Regions from separate parts of the Homo sapiens genome. Here region 1 is linked to region 2. The links are chromatin contacts, found by Hi-C or POLR2A ChIA-PET in ENCODE. All regions are on one chromosome and are shown on one strand. Each heading gives the region's core, a stretch centred on a gene start or an enhancer-like site at or near the end of the contact. The rest is flanking DNA. Distances are from core to core; before and after follow the strand shown.

The links. Hi-C counts contacts between places; a loop is a spot of excess contacts on that map. ChIA-PET counts read pairs that join two places held with the same protein, here RNA polymerase II (POLR2A). Pooled maps may share reads with other maps.
Region 1: a loop to region 2 is called in a map of endothelial cell of umbilical vein, with 9 times the contacts of the local background. The contact joins two enhancer-like sites. A Hi-C loop is called at or near these places in 5 of 168 maps with a recorded cell type or tissue (GM12878, MCF 10A, PC-3 and 2 more) and 2 of 50 pooled maps. POLR2A ChIA-PET finds 5 or more read pairs at or near these places in 5 of 52 experiments (A549, AG04449, AG04450 and 2 more).

What each region holds. Positions count from the first base shown.
Region 1 is chr15:71,293,111-71,300,025 of GRCh38, reverse strand. The region is part of intron 6 of THSD4 (thrombospondin type 1 domain containing 4); the gene reads right to left. LOC124903520 (a long non-coding RNA gene) reads left to right here. Exons shown (of 2, transcript XR_007064700.1): 1 at 1-4,867; 2 at 5,107-6,915. Among named protein-coding and RNA genes, the nearest start is that of THSD4-AS1, 110 kb to the right of the region's middle. RefSeq lists a silencer at 4,422-4,716 and an enhancer at 3,966-5,165. Within about 2 kb of position 4,890, at least 17 of the 41 ENCODE cell types and tissues checked have a DNase peak (open chromatin) inside an H3K27ac peak, as active enhancers do; they include PC-3 and endothelial cell of umbilical vein, where a contact is called at or near this core.
Region 2 is chr15:71,233,088-71,239,472 of GRCh38, reverse strand. The region is part of intron 4 of THSD4 (thrombospondin type 1 domain containing 4); the gene reads right to left. Among named protein-coding and RNA genes, the nearest start is that of THSD4-AS1, 47 kb to the right of the region's middle. Within about 2 kb of position 1,697, at least 8 of the 41 ENCODE cell types and tissues checked have a DNase peak (open chromatin) inside an H3K27ac peak, as active enhancers do; they include PC-3 and endothelial cell of umbilical vein, where a contact is called at or near this core.

The sequences.
Region 1 (6,915 bases), core at 3,641-6,140, 57 kb before region 2:
ATGCCTGCCACCACCCATGGCTAATATATATATATATATATATATATATTTTTTTTTTTTTTTTTGGTAGAGACAGGGTCTCATTATGATGCCCAGGCTGTTCTGAAACTCCTGGCCTCAAACAATCCTGCCTGGGCCTCCCAAATTGCTGGGATTACAAGTGTGAGCTATCACGTCCAGCCCAATGTTATTTTTAATTGACAAATAAGAAATGTATGAATTTTATGGGGTACAATATGTGTTATGGCACATGTATACATTGCAAAATGATTAAATCAGGCAAATTAACATACCCATCACCTAAGATACTTATCATTTCTTAGTGATAAGGACAATTGAAGTCTACTCTTTTAGTAATTTTGAAATATATGTTATTAACTGTAGTCATGATGCTGTGCAATAGATCACTAGAACTTATTCCTTCTAACTGAAACTTTGTACCCTTTGACTAACAGCTCCCTCTTCCCCATTATAGCCACCATTCTACTCTCTGCTTCTATGAACTGAACTCTTTAGATTTCACATACAAGTGAGATAATGCAGTATTTGTCTTCTTCTGCCTGGCTTATTTCACTTAGCATAAAGTCCTCTACATTCACGCATGCTGTCACAAAGCACATTGTTTTTCTTTTGCTCAATGCAGCCTGCAAGTTTCAGAGCAGAGGTGAAATACCCAGAACAGAGGAGTGGCTGCCTCCAGTGGTCTTCCTTTCTCCCCTTTCTCCTAGCACAGCTTCTTCTCTAAACAGTGTAAATAGTTGAATATCGAAGCATCCACAATTCTTAACTTGCTGCTATGAAGAAACCAAGAATTTTAAACTAAAACTGCAAATGGCTTAAGTTTTAAAACTTCAAAATATATTAAAACATTTAGATGAGTACCATCAACAGTCATGTTACCTCATTCCCGCCTCTTTTAATGGTCATTCTGCTATGTGGTTATTGTTCCTCCTGTCCAACTCAGTAAGATAAAGGCGACTCAGACTAGAGACTCATGAAATAACAGGGCAGAACCTGAGATCACCAGGCAGGTGCTGAGGGTGTACCAGGGACTCAACAACAAAGGTTCTGCTTCTCCAGCCATTGAGGTGATTGAAATAAAAGGTCAGCACTGGGCTGTGTGCACGGCTCACGCCTGTAATCCTGGCACTTTGGGAGGCCGAGGCCGGTGGATTGCCCAAGCTCAGGAGTTCGAGACCAGCCTGGGCAACAGAGTAAAACCCCGTCTCTACTAAAATACAAAAAATTAGCCGGGTGTGGCGGCGTGTGCCTGTAGTCCCAGCTACTCAGGAGGCTGAGGCAGGAGAATTGCTTGAACCCAGGAGGCAGAGATTGCAGTGAGCCGAGATCGCACCACTGCACTCGAGCCTGAGCAACAGAGCAAGACTCTGCCTCAAAAAAAAAAAAAAAAAAAAAAGTCAGCACATATCCAGGGGTCAGTCTCAGTCTCACAGAAGGAGGGAAATATCTAAGGGGGGGACTAGAAGAGAAGAAATAAAGCCTCATCTGGTGGAAAAAGAATAGAGACACCAGATATGTATAGCTAATTTTACAGTATACATAGCTGATACCCCGGTCTAGTAGCAAAATAACAGTGGGATGGCTGGTTAATAACAGAAGGAGGCCTTTAAAAAGAAGAACAAAGTTGGAAGACTTACATTTCCTGATATAAAATGTGCTACAAAGCTACAGTAATGAAGACAGTGTGGTGTTATTGTAAGGTCAGACATATAGATTAATGAAATAGAATTGAGAGTCCAGAGAAATCCTTGTATCTATGATCAGTTGATTTTGGATAAAGGTACCAAGACCATTCAAAGGGACATAGTCCCTTCAACAAATCATGCTGGGACAACTGAATAGCCCCTCCAAAAAATGAAGTTAGAACCCTACCTTACACCATATACAAAAATTAACTCAAAATGAATCAAAGACCTAAATTTAAGTGCTAAAATTATAAAACTCTTAGAAGAAAACACAAGGGTAAATCTTTACATCCTTAGATTTGGGCAATGAATTCTTAGATACGACACCAAAAATATGAGCAACGAAAGGAAAAAAACAGATAAACCATCAAAATAAAAATTTTTGTGCATCAAAGGACTATCAAGAAAGTGAAAAGACAAATGGCAGAATGGGAAAATGTTTGCAAATTATATATCTGATAAGGTTCCAGTATCCAGAACACACAAAAAAACTCTCAAAACTGAACAACAAAAAGACATACAACCCAATTTAAAAATAGGCAAAAGAGCAGGGTGCAGTCGTGTGCAGCTGTAGTCCCAGCTACTTGAGAGGCTGAGGTGGAAGGATTGCTTAAGTCCAGAAGGTGGAATCCAGCCTGGGCAACATAGTGAGACCACCCTACTGTCTTTAAAAAGGAGGAGGAAAAGGCCGAGCGTGGTAGCTCACGTCTGTAATCCCAGCACTTTGGGAGGCCAAGGCAGGCGGATCACAAGGTCAGGAGTTCAAGACCAGCCTGACCAACATGGTGAAACCCTGTCTCTACTAAGAATACAAAAATTAGCCAGGCATGGGGGCACGTGCCTGTAATCCCAGCTACTCAGGAGGCTGGGGCAGGAGAATCACTTGAACCTGGGAGGCAGAGGTTGCAGTGAGCTGAGATTGCGCCACTGCACTCCAGTCTGGGTTACAGAGCGAGATTCCGTCTCAGAAACAAACAAACAAACAAACAAACAAACAAAAAAAAGAAGAGGAGAGCAAAGGACTTGAATAAATATTTTTCTGCAAATAAGATATATGAATGGCCAATAAGCACACAAAAACATGAAAAGAAGCTCAACATCATTAGCCATTCAAGAAATGCAAATCAGAACCACAATGAATACCACTTCACACCCACTACTAGGATGGATATAATTAAAAAAAAATAAATAACAAGGATGTGAAGGAAATGGGTTAATATTATGCTATGTGAATTTCACCTCATTAAAAACAATAGAAGACATATAAATGGGCAATAAGCTCATGAAAAGATGTATAATAATGGAAGCAGGGATGGGGCAGAAACAGCCAAAAGAAAGAAAAGAGCACTGAGGTCCATTACAGTAGCATTTCACAGGTTATCTCATTTAATCCTTTCAAGAGACTTCATGATGTCGATGTTATTAATCTCATTTTGCAGATGAGAAAACAGAGGCTCGGAGCAATTAAAAATCTAGTTATAGCTAATAAATGGCAGGGTCGGGATGAGGCTTCTCAACAAGTTACCAAAATGACTGCAACCAAGATTATAACTTAAAGGAATACGACGTTTTCAGATGCACTGAAAACTGGACCCTTGATTTTATGGCACTTTTACAATGTGATAACACATAAAAACCTGTGATAAAATTTTATGTCCATGAAGCCAGGGACACAAAGCCTTGGCCAGTGTGGAGGATAATGCAGGACAGGTGCTGCGCAGAGTTATGCACGCTGCTTGGCCAACTCCCTCAGCCCTGCTCTGCGTACTGATTCTCTGATCCAAAGACAAACACCCAGAGAGACTTGGCAGGAAGGTGCGTCTTGCCCGAGAGGCACAGACTAATAGAGACAACAGGCCTTAGGGAGGCTTCAGAGGTCATCCGGTCTTAGTGGGCCGAAACACATATCCACGAACCAGATGTATCTGAATTACCTGGGGAGCTCATAAAATGCAGATTCCTGGGCCCCATGCCAGACCTCAGGTGGGTAGGGCACAGAAATGACAATTTTTAAAAAGCTCTCCAGAGGGTAACCCTTATCTATTGTTGATGGGAATGTAAAATGGTACAGACACTTTGGGAAACAGTTTGGCTATTTCCTGAAAAGTTACACATAAGAGTTACCATTTGACCCAGTAATTCCACTTCTAGGTATATACGCAAGAGAAATGAAAACATACGCCCTCACAAAAATGTGTCCATGAATGTTCTAAGCAGCATCATTCATGACTCATCAACTGGATCAAATATCCATCAACTGATAAGTAGATAAATAACATGTGACATATCATACAATTGCCATATTATTGAGCAATAGAAAGGAATAGGCTATCAATACATGCTACAGTATTAATGAACCTCAAGTATGTTATATTAAGTAACAGAAGCCAGATGCAAGAGACCACACAGTGCATGATTCTATTTATGTGAAACATCCAGAAAAGGTAAATCTACAGGGGCAGAAAGTACATAGCTTACTTGTTGCCTAGGGCAGGGAGTGGGAGTGGATGGGGATATTACTGACATGATAAAAATGTTCTAATACTGATTTATGCTGATAGTTGCACAACTTGGTAAACTTACTAAAACTCATTGATTGTAAAATGTGACTCAATAGAGCTGGCTTTTTTTTTTTAAAGAAAATGTCCCCAGGTGATTCTGACGTTCCAGCAGATTTGAGAACCACTGAATTCCAATATACTTACTGTGCAATGAGGAACCTGAAACCCAGAGAGGGAAATGATTCACCCAGAGTCACAAAGTGAGTTCATACAGAGCCAGATTGCCTCTGATCTGTGTCTCCACAAAAGGAAATGGAACGCTAGGAGATGACCTGATGAAATTAACCAAAGGGGACTGCCAATCTCAATGAGTCAGTCCCCATTAAACCCTTTTCCCCCTTAACTCGCAGGAAGCTGGTTTGTTTTGCCTGACTGAACCAGGAAAGGGGCTCAGGAAGCAGCTGTAGGCCAGTGAAAGGACTACAGGCTTGGAGTCAGAAGGCCTGGGTTCAAACTTGGCCTTGAGAGTTCATCGTGATCCTGGGCCAGTCACTTCACTTCCTAGGGACTCATCTGGTTCATCCATCTGTAAACAAAGCCGATCATATCACCCTCCCAGGATCACTGCAGGACCAGTAAGGAAGATATTGAGTAATCCAGGTAGGAGATGATTTCCTTCCTGCCTAATCTGAAACCACAGATGTCCAGCCCAATCTGTTTATCTTAAGGCTACAACCAGAGCATCCCTTCCAGCCTGCAGGGCACTCACATTCCCTGACGCAAGCGCCACTCACCCACCCCAATCTTGGACCCAGTCCCAGCTTGATCCCAGTTCCCAGGTGCCATAAAACTCTGGAAAGGTGGAAACAAGACTGTATTTTTTTTTTTTTTTTTTACAGCTGTGAGAACTGCAGACTGAGAACAATAAGTATTTTTAAAATAACAACCTTCCGAGTGACCACCGACGCATCAAATACTGGATTGGGCGTGGTGTTATTATAAGACCAAGAGAATGTAAAACATCCTGTAACATATCTTAGTAGAAGATCTTTGCCAAGGGAAAGAAATCTGTCTTCTATCTAAGAGGAATGTTTGGTAATCGTTTGGGCCTTGGATAAACTCAGGCCATACGTCTTGGGCCAGGCATTTACATTATGGACTAATCATAGAGCCCTGCAGTGAATATAGACATTGTGGAGTAAGAGTAGGTTACCGAGATGGTCATGGCAGCTTTGACACTCACAGAGACATGCAGCCTGTGTCCGGATGGGGAACATTCAGGCCAAGACCCTTTCTTAAAAGGAAAAATGTGAACGCTGGTATCCCCTGAACGGACCCCATCTAAGTGGATCCTGAACTCCCAGCCTGTGCCATCAGATAAGAATGTCAACATGGCAGAGGGCGAAGGTAAGAAGGGACCCGTCCAACTCAGCCTGCTTGGGTCACATTTTGTTTGCTTTATCAGGTCCAAGAGAAATCTGACTTCTTTGAGGGACCTGTGGGTGTCATTCACAGGGACTCCTGGTAACTGAGCTAGACAGTGAAAAACAGGCATTCTCTGTAAAAGGGCACTTGGGACTGACAAGAAGACAGAAGAAACAGAAGCTCGCCACTCATGACAGCAGCACAGGCGTAGGCTTGGAGAAAGAAAGATGAACTTGAGAGCCTTTGGTTCAGAGAGGTGTTACAGACTTGCTGAAAATGTAACTCCAAGCAGCAGCAGAAGATAAATGAGAACAGAAGGAGCTAGAAGGGAAATGGACTAAAGCAGGAAAAATACAAAGAAAAGCAAAGGCTAGGAGATCAAACATCTAAAACAATACTAGCAAACACATAGCACATGTACTGCAAGTGCCCTGCCCCAGGATTCACGGTGGTCTCACACCCTTCAGGGACCCCCCAGGCAGCCACTGGGAGGGACTGTTTCATGTGCACCTCCCAGGCCTGAAGCAAAAGCCTAGACTTTCCACTTCCAGTTAAACATGGAAGAGTGACCATCTTACACCTCCTCTCCCTTCCAAAACCCTACTAAATTTCCTACTGTTAGGGAATTTTAAAACGTTTTAACCTATGAGGACAAAGCAAAAAGAGAGGAGATATCCACAAATAAAGATTTCAGCAAACTTGGAGAAAAGTAGAGGAAAGCGTTGTAATTGAGTGTAAGTTGCAAACATTCATATCCACTGTGGAGGAAACTTGAGAACAAAGCCATCTGGACTGACAGACACCCCAGTAGCCCAGCCCTCGGAGGCACAGGAACCATGAAAGATGAGGCTCTGGTTCATGATGGAAAACTGAGCTACTAAGCCCATGTTATGCAGCCAGGCTACTACGTAACCCCCATGCTCCTCCCCAAGCAGGGGAGAGGTTTACTCTTCAGAGAAACTGAGAAGGGGCTGCAGACCCAGGAAACAGGCACCATGGAGAACAGAGCTCAGGGCAAGGGGCACCCAGAACACCAACCACACGTCCACCTCCACAGGCAGGAGATTCAAGGGTTCTTCTCTGGAGAAAACCAACCACCTGAGAGGAAAACCATCTACATAATGACAGTTGTGTGCAGGGTTCCAACAAAAAAAGATAGCTCAAAATCTGTTCTCCTAAAGAAAAGCTCATCAACCAACTACCCCACCTATGCATGCTGAGCTGCACGGCACAGGGCATCTGCAGCACATGCACGTAGAACTTTCGACCTGTCCAATATGGAT
Region 2 (6,385 bases), core at 448-2,947:
TTTCTGGGGTTTGAATCCCAGCTCTGCTACTTGCTAGTTTGGAAACTTTGGGTAAGTTACCCAATCTTTGTATGCCTCAGTTTCTTCAAACAGGACCAGGATTAAGATGAGGCCAGTGAAGCAACTAGGATGCAATATTTAAGGAGATAACAGTCAGGGTCGTGGAAGTGCTGGTAGGAACCTGAGAGTAATGTCTTCTTAAATGTTGCACCCTAAGAACCTCCCTAGCTGCACTCCAAGCCCAGTTCTGGCCTTGTATTCATTTACAAATAAACACAATAATAGTACCTTTGTTATAGATAGTTACAAAGATTAAATGACTTAAGAGCAAATGACCTAATGCTTCACACAGAGTATGCATCATACAAGTATTTGCCTTTATGTAAGAAAAGCTCTAGTTTGGCTATTTAATAGCTCTACCAACTTTGGCAAATAATGCACCTTCAGTTTTCTTAGCTGTAAAATGAGAGCATGACCATTTCATGTTCACTAGGATGGCTATACTCAAAAAAGACAGATAATAGTGTGTTGGGAAAGATAAATTGGTAACCTCATACATTCCTAGTGGGTAGGTAAAATGGTGTAGTCACTTTGGAAAACTATCTCGGAGCTCCTCAAAAGACTAAATGTAGTGTTACCACAAGACCTAGCAATTGCAGTCCTAGGTATATGCCCAAGAGAAATGAAAACATACATTTGTATATAAACTTATACATGAATGTTCATAGCTACATTATTCATAATAGCCAAAAATGCAGAAACAACCCAAATGCCTATCAACTGATGTAGAGAGAAATAAAACATTGGTATACCCACAGAGTGGATTATTATTCAGCCATAAGTGCTGATATATACTGTAACATAGATAAACCTACAAAATATTCTAAGTGAAAGAAGTGAAAGAAGCCAGACACATATGATTCCATTTCTATAGAATGTCTAGAATAGGCAAATCCATAGAGACAGAGAGTGGTTTCCAGGGATTGGGGAGAGAGGGGAAAAGAGAGTGACTGCTAAAGGGATGGAGTGTCTTTTTAGGATGATGGAACTGTTCTGCAATTAGATAGTCGTGATAGTCACACAACCTTGTAAATATACCAAAAACTATTGAGTTACATAGTATTTTTAAATGGTGATTTTTACGGTATGTAAGTTATATCTCAATAAAGTTTTTTTTAAGAAAGCATGTTTACTTACAAGGATGTTGTAAAGTCAAATTGAACTTACTGATAGAAATGCATTTTTTAAATCTGAAAGCAATTTTTAATGATTTGTTTCAACAATATTTAACAAACCTTTATTGAGCAACTTCTATGAGTGCCTATTGAGCATCATGTGTGATTTTTTTTTCCACTTGTTCACATTTCCAGCCCTGACAACGTAAGTACATGGAACACCCCCACCCCGCCCCCACACCACCATAAAGTAGGGCTCTATGAGAAGAACATGACAGTGCACAGTAAGGGTTCTAAGTCCAGGTTCCAGGCCCAGTTCATCCAACGGGCGTCTGGGAAAATTGCTGTTGCTATAATAGTTGTTGAGATAATGGCTGCAAACAGCATGTTTTCCTTACAACAGGCTGGCTGCCATCCAGGGCTGGTTATGTGTGATCTTCCACAGCTCTACAAAGATAATGCTAAGCAGTCAGCATGACTCAAGCAAAGTCACTCCATCCAGTCTCCCTCCCTACACACTCACCCTGGAAATGTGTCATCTGCAATCATCACCTGGAACTGACAACTCCCGCCTTTCTGTTTCCTGCCAAGATCCCTCTCCCGAGCATCAACCCCATGTGCCTAGCTAACCTCCAGACTAGAGCCTGAAAAGTGCACATAAGTCACCCGGGGGTCTCACTAAAATCCAGCTTCTGCTTCAGCGGGTCTAGCACAGGCCTCTGCTTCATTTGTAACAAGCTCCCAGATGAAGCTGATGTGGTGGGTCCTGGGACTGCACTTTGATAGCTCCACGTGTCACTTCGAAGTCAACACACTCAAGTCCGGATTGACCATCTTTCCTCCACAAAACTGATGCCCCTCTAGCTCTTCCCATATTCTCTATCTCAGTAGTCCTTAAACTTGAACAAGCATCAGACTCACCTAGAAGACTTGTTACAAAAGACTGTGAAGCCCCACCTGCAAAAACTCCGATTCCATTGGTCTAGGGCACGGCCTGAGAATCTGCATTTTTAACAAGTTCTCAGATGATGATGATGCTCTTGGTCTGTGGGCCACAGTGAGAACCACTGTTCTGTCTTACTCCCAAGTACCACCATCCCCTGAAGACGGCTGGCTCTTCCACCCACCCCTTCTCTCTGCATTCCACCCAAACTCCTTGGCTTACCCACTCAACCTACACAGCCTGGCTCCTGCTGCATCTCTTGTCAGCCCTGGCCCTGCATGGACCACCCACACCACTTGTACCTCCTCAGTAGGCCAAGGGACTTTATTCTCCATGTTTTGACCTATGCTGTTTCCTCCTCCTCAGCTGCTTTCTCCAGCATCGTTTCCCAAAATAATGACCTAGTCACCCTTCAGGATTCAACGGAAGCATTTTGGTGTCAATGAAGTTTTTCCTGGTCCAAACCGCCCTCCAACCCTCTCCTTCAAAGAACTGATGCCCTTCTCTTTTGTCCTTCCACTGGGCCTCATGTAGCTGTCACAGCACAATCTTCTATTATGCTTATTGTTTGCACACCTGCCTTAGTTGACCAGGCTGCAGGCTCCTTCAGGGCAGGGACTATGCCTTATTTCTTATATCCCTATAGCCTACTACAATGACTAGCACATAATAGGTGCTCAGTTAATTGACCCTAGAAAAGCTGAAATAACAAACGAATGGCTCAAACCACTATTGCCAAAGGGAGAAAAATCTCCCCTCATCATTATTGTGCCTGTTTAATTTCTGTTATATGAATTATTATATCTTATTAAAAGACTGTTAAACTATTATGGCCCTGAGGACAAAGCCACCTCCTTCTATGTAGGAACAGAAGTCTCATCTATTGTGTGAGAGCATTTCTGGTATCAAACACCTAGAGAAGAGACAGGTCCTCAGAATGGAGAGGGACCCAGCAGGGGCTAAGACTCAGCCTTTATTTTCAAAAGGAGTGAAGAATTAAGAGCTCAAGAGCTGTCAGAGCTGGAAAGCCACCCAGGCAAAGCTGTCAGCAGCCTGCAGCTATAGGGGGGCTTCCTACCTCCTCTCAGTTTCCAGGACAGAGGGGAGTGGGCAGAGTGAGAGCCCCGCCCTCCGGAGCCAGGCTGTTTTGTGTTTCTTAGGCTCTCCGTGTTTATTTCCATCTTGTTTTCCCTTAGAGCTCAGGCAAGTTCCTTTGAGGGGCCCTGCCTCTCTCAGCTGTGCTAACATGAACCCCACACGGGCCACAGCATCCCACAGAGCAGCAGCCCCGGGGACTGCCCTCGAGGAACCAGAGGAGTGGAGCCCGAGAACCCCACAGTAAAGTGGAACTCCACGAAGGCAGATAGGCAATGAGGCTGACCACCCCTGCCCGCGTGGAAAGTCTCCTTGCACTGCTTAACCTTGAAGGTCCTGAGTTTTATAGCATTAAGAGCGGTGGCATTCCAGCCAGCATGGTGGCTCACACCCGTAATCCCAGCACTTTCGGAGGCTGAGGTGGGAGAATCACTTAAGGCCAGGAGTTCCAGACCAGCCTGGCCAACATGGCAAAACCCCATCTCTACTAAAAACACAAAAAATTGGCCAGGCGTGATGGGTGCACACCTGTGGTCCCAGCTACTCGGGAGAGGCTGAGGCACAAGAATTGCTTGAACTGGGAGGCGGAGGTGGCAGTGAGCTGAGATCGTGCCACTGCACGCCAGCCTGGGCAACAGAGCAAGACCCAGTCTCAAAAAAAAAAAAAAAAAAAAAAGAGAGAGGTGGCATTCCTTGCATCTTGCTACCTAAGTTGAGTTGCTACAGAAACAGAAATAAATTCTTCCATAGGGAAGATGAGAAGGAAGCTCATGAGATGAAAGCCTATTTATTGTTGGAGAAAGCTGAATAGTGGGGAATCTAAGTCCCCGTACTAGATTCTGTGGAGAAAATCTAAGATACTACTGGATTTTACTATGTCTAATGAATAATGTCCATGTGGCTTAAAGAGAGCCTTTATGCCACATTTGCACTTTGAACTGTTACTATATATCAAGGCTAAACTCCCAAGCCAATGTTTTGGGGCAAATTTCCCGGAGACTAAGTATCACAGGGTCCTGGTTACAAATGTGAGGATGCTGCATCTGAGGGCTGCCTCAATGCCAGCCTCCGAAATGTGGACAGATACTCCTCTATTTCTCCTGGCATTGATACAAAGCATTGGCACTTTAAGCTAGGAGAGGGAGGAGGGAGATGTAATTCACAATGACTATCAAGGGAAATGCTTTTTGCCAAAATACTTTCGTATGACCACACGTATCTTTTAAAAAGGTTTTTATAGACATTAAAACAACACTAGGTGGTAGAAATTATACCGAGGAATAGTCCTTCTCAAGTGCCTGTAAGAGCACACAGAGATGTGAGTGTGGGGATCCTCAGTGCAGCCCTGGGGAGCTGGCAGGACACCTGAAACCACAGCAGGACGGCGAACTGAGGAACTGGCCAGTGCACTTCAGTCATTCCTTCTTTCCACACAGTTCTTCTAGAGTGAGACTGAGGATGATAGCGCCAGAGAAGGGAAGACTCAAAGATCAGTATGAGGAGGGAAAAGGTTTCTTTAAATTGGAAAAACTGAGCTTTATCCGTCAAGAGCCAAAGTCTGGAAAACAGTAGGCAGAGGTAGAGCTTACACTACAGACTATGAAGAAGTGTTATGACCTTGGAATGACCTTTCTGAACCCAAGGAAATTAAGAGTTTGACTAGCAGGCTGGATGTGGTGGCTCGCCAGGACTTTGGGAGGCCAAAGCAAGTGGATCACCTGAGGTCAGGAGTTCAAGACCAGCCTGGCCAACATGGTGAAACCCCATCTCTACTAAAAATACAAAAATCAGCTGGGCGTGGTGGGTATATGCCTGTGGTCCCAGCTACTTGGGAGGCTGAGGCACAAGAATTGCTTGAACCGGGAGGTGGAGGTTGCAGTGAGCCAAGATCGTGCCATTGCACTCCAGCCTGGGCGAGTGGAGAGTTTGACTAGCAGGCAGATGAGGGAGGAACCAAAAGGCAGTATTCAGAGATTAGGACAGAATGCAGTGGCCTGGGCTGGGGAACAGTAGAAATCCCAGATGTGTTTAGGGGCCTGAGAACAGAAGGGACTTGCACGCTTTATGGGGAAGCCAGTGTCCAACATAGCACCTGACTAGGATGTGGGAGGGAGGCATCAAGGTGGAGGGGCCCACCTGAGAGTGGGTGGATCACCCCTTTGTGGTTCCACAGAGTATATGGCCCTTGGTGACAGAAGGCCAGGAGGGTACATGCAGAGATTTCAGCAGCAGCCACAGCAAGGGTGGAAGGTGGCCAACAGCTTGAAGCACAGCCGACAGCTTGCTTCCTTTGCCAAGCCTGCACAGGAGCCCCTCACCAGGGGATCCAGGTCACACCTCCTGGGAAGAGGGGAGGAGAGAGAGGAGAGAGTCCTAACTGAGCTGAACATAAACCCTGAATTGATCATGCTTAACACGAAGTGTCTGAGCATCTGAGTCTCCTGGAATTGGCAAAGTTTTCCTTCAGCAATAGAAGCAGAGGCTCATGAACCACATCTAGTTATAGAAAAATAAATTGTGTTCTGCATACCTGAGTGGTGGTTGTAAATTGTAAATCTGAAAGACAATCTAAGTATCCTTAAACAGGAAAATAAGGAGCTAGTTTAATTATGGTGCATTCAGATATTGGAGTACTATGAAGCTGTTTAAAAGAATGAGGCAGCTGTGTATATACTGATATAGAAAGCTCTCATAAACATAGTTAAGTGAAAAAGAATAAAACAGTAAAGATACTAAGCTGAGGACACTAAACATGCTCTCATTTGTGCGTGTGTGTTTTTTTTAAAGAAAAAATGTATACAGTATATGAAAAATGTACACAGTATATACAGAATATATTTCCAAATTGACCAAAAGGAAACTCTGGGCAATGATTTCCCCTGGGCAGTAGACCCAGTGAGGCTCAGTTGAAGCAGACTCATTTGTCATTTCTTACCCTTTCATACTGCTGTGTAAGCAGAGTCAAAAAGAGAAACCAAATCAGTAATCTTAACGCCTAAATATGCAGACATTTCAATTTGGACATAAAATGCCCACTTATAAATACACTGTAAGCCCCAAAGACCAGAGGGACAGAAATAGCTCAAGGACAAAATATTCCTCTGAACTGTCTCATCAAGAACAGAAAAGTCATATACTCCCAGAAAGATTTTAGATCAGCACAGACCAGCAT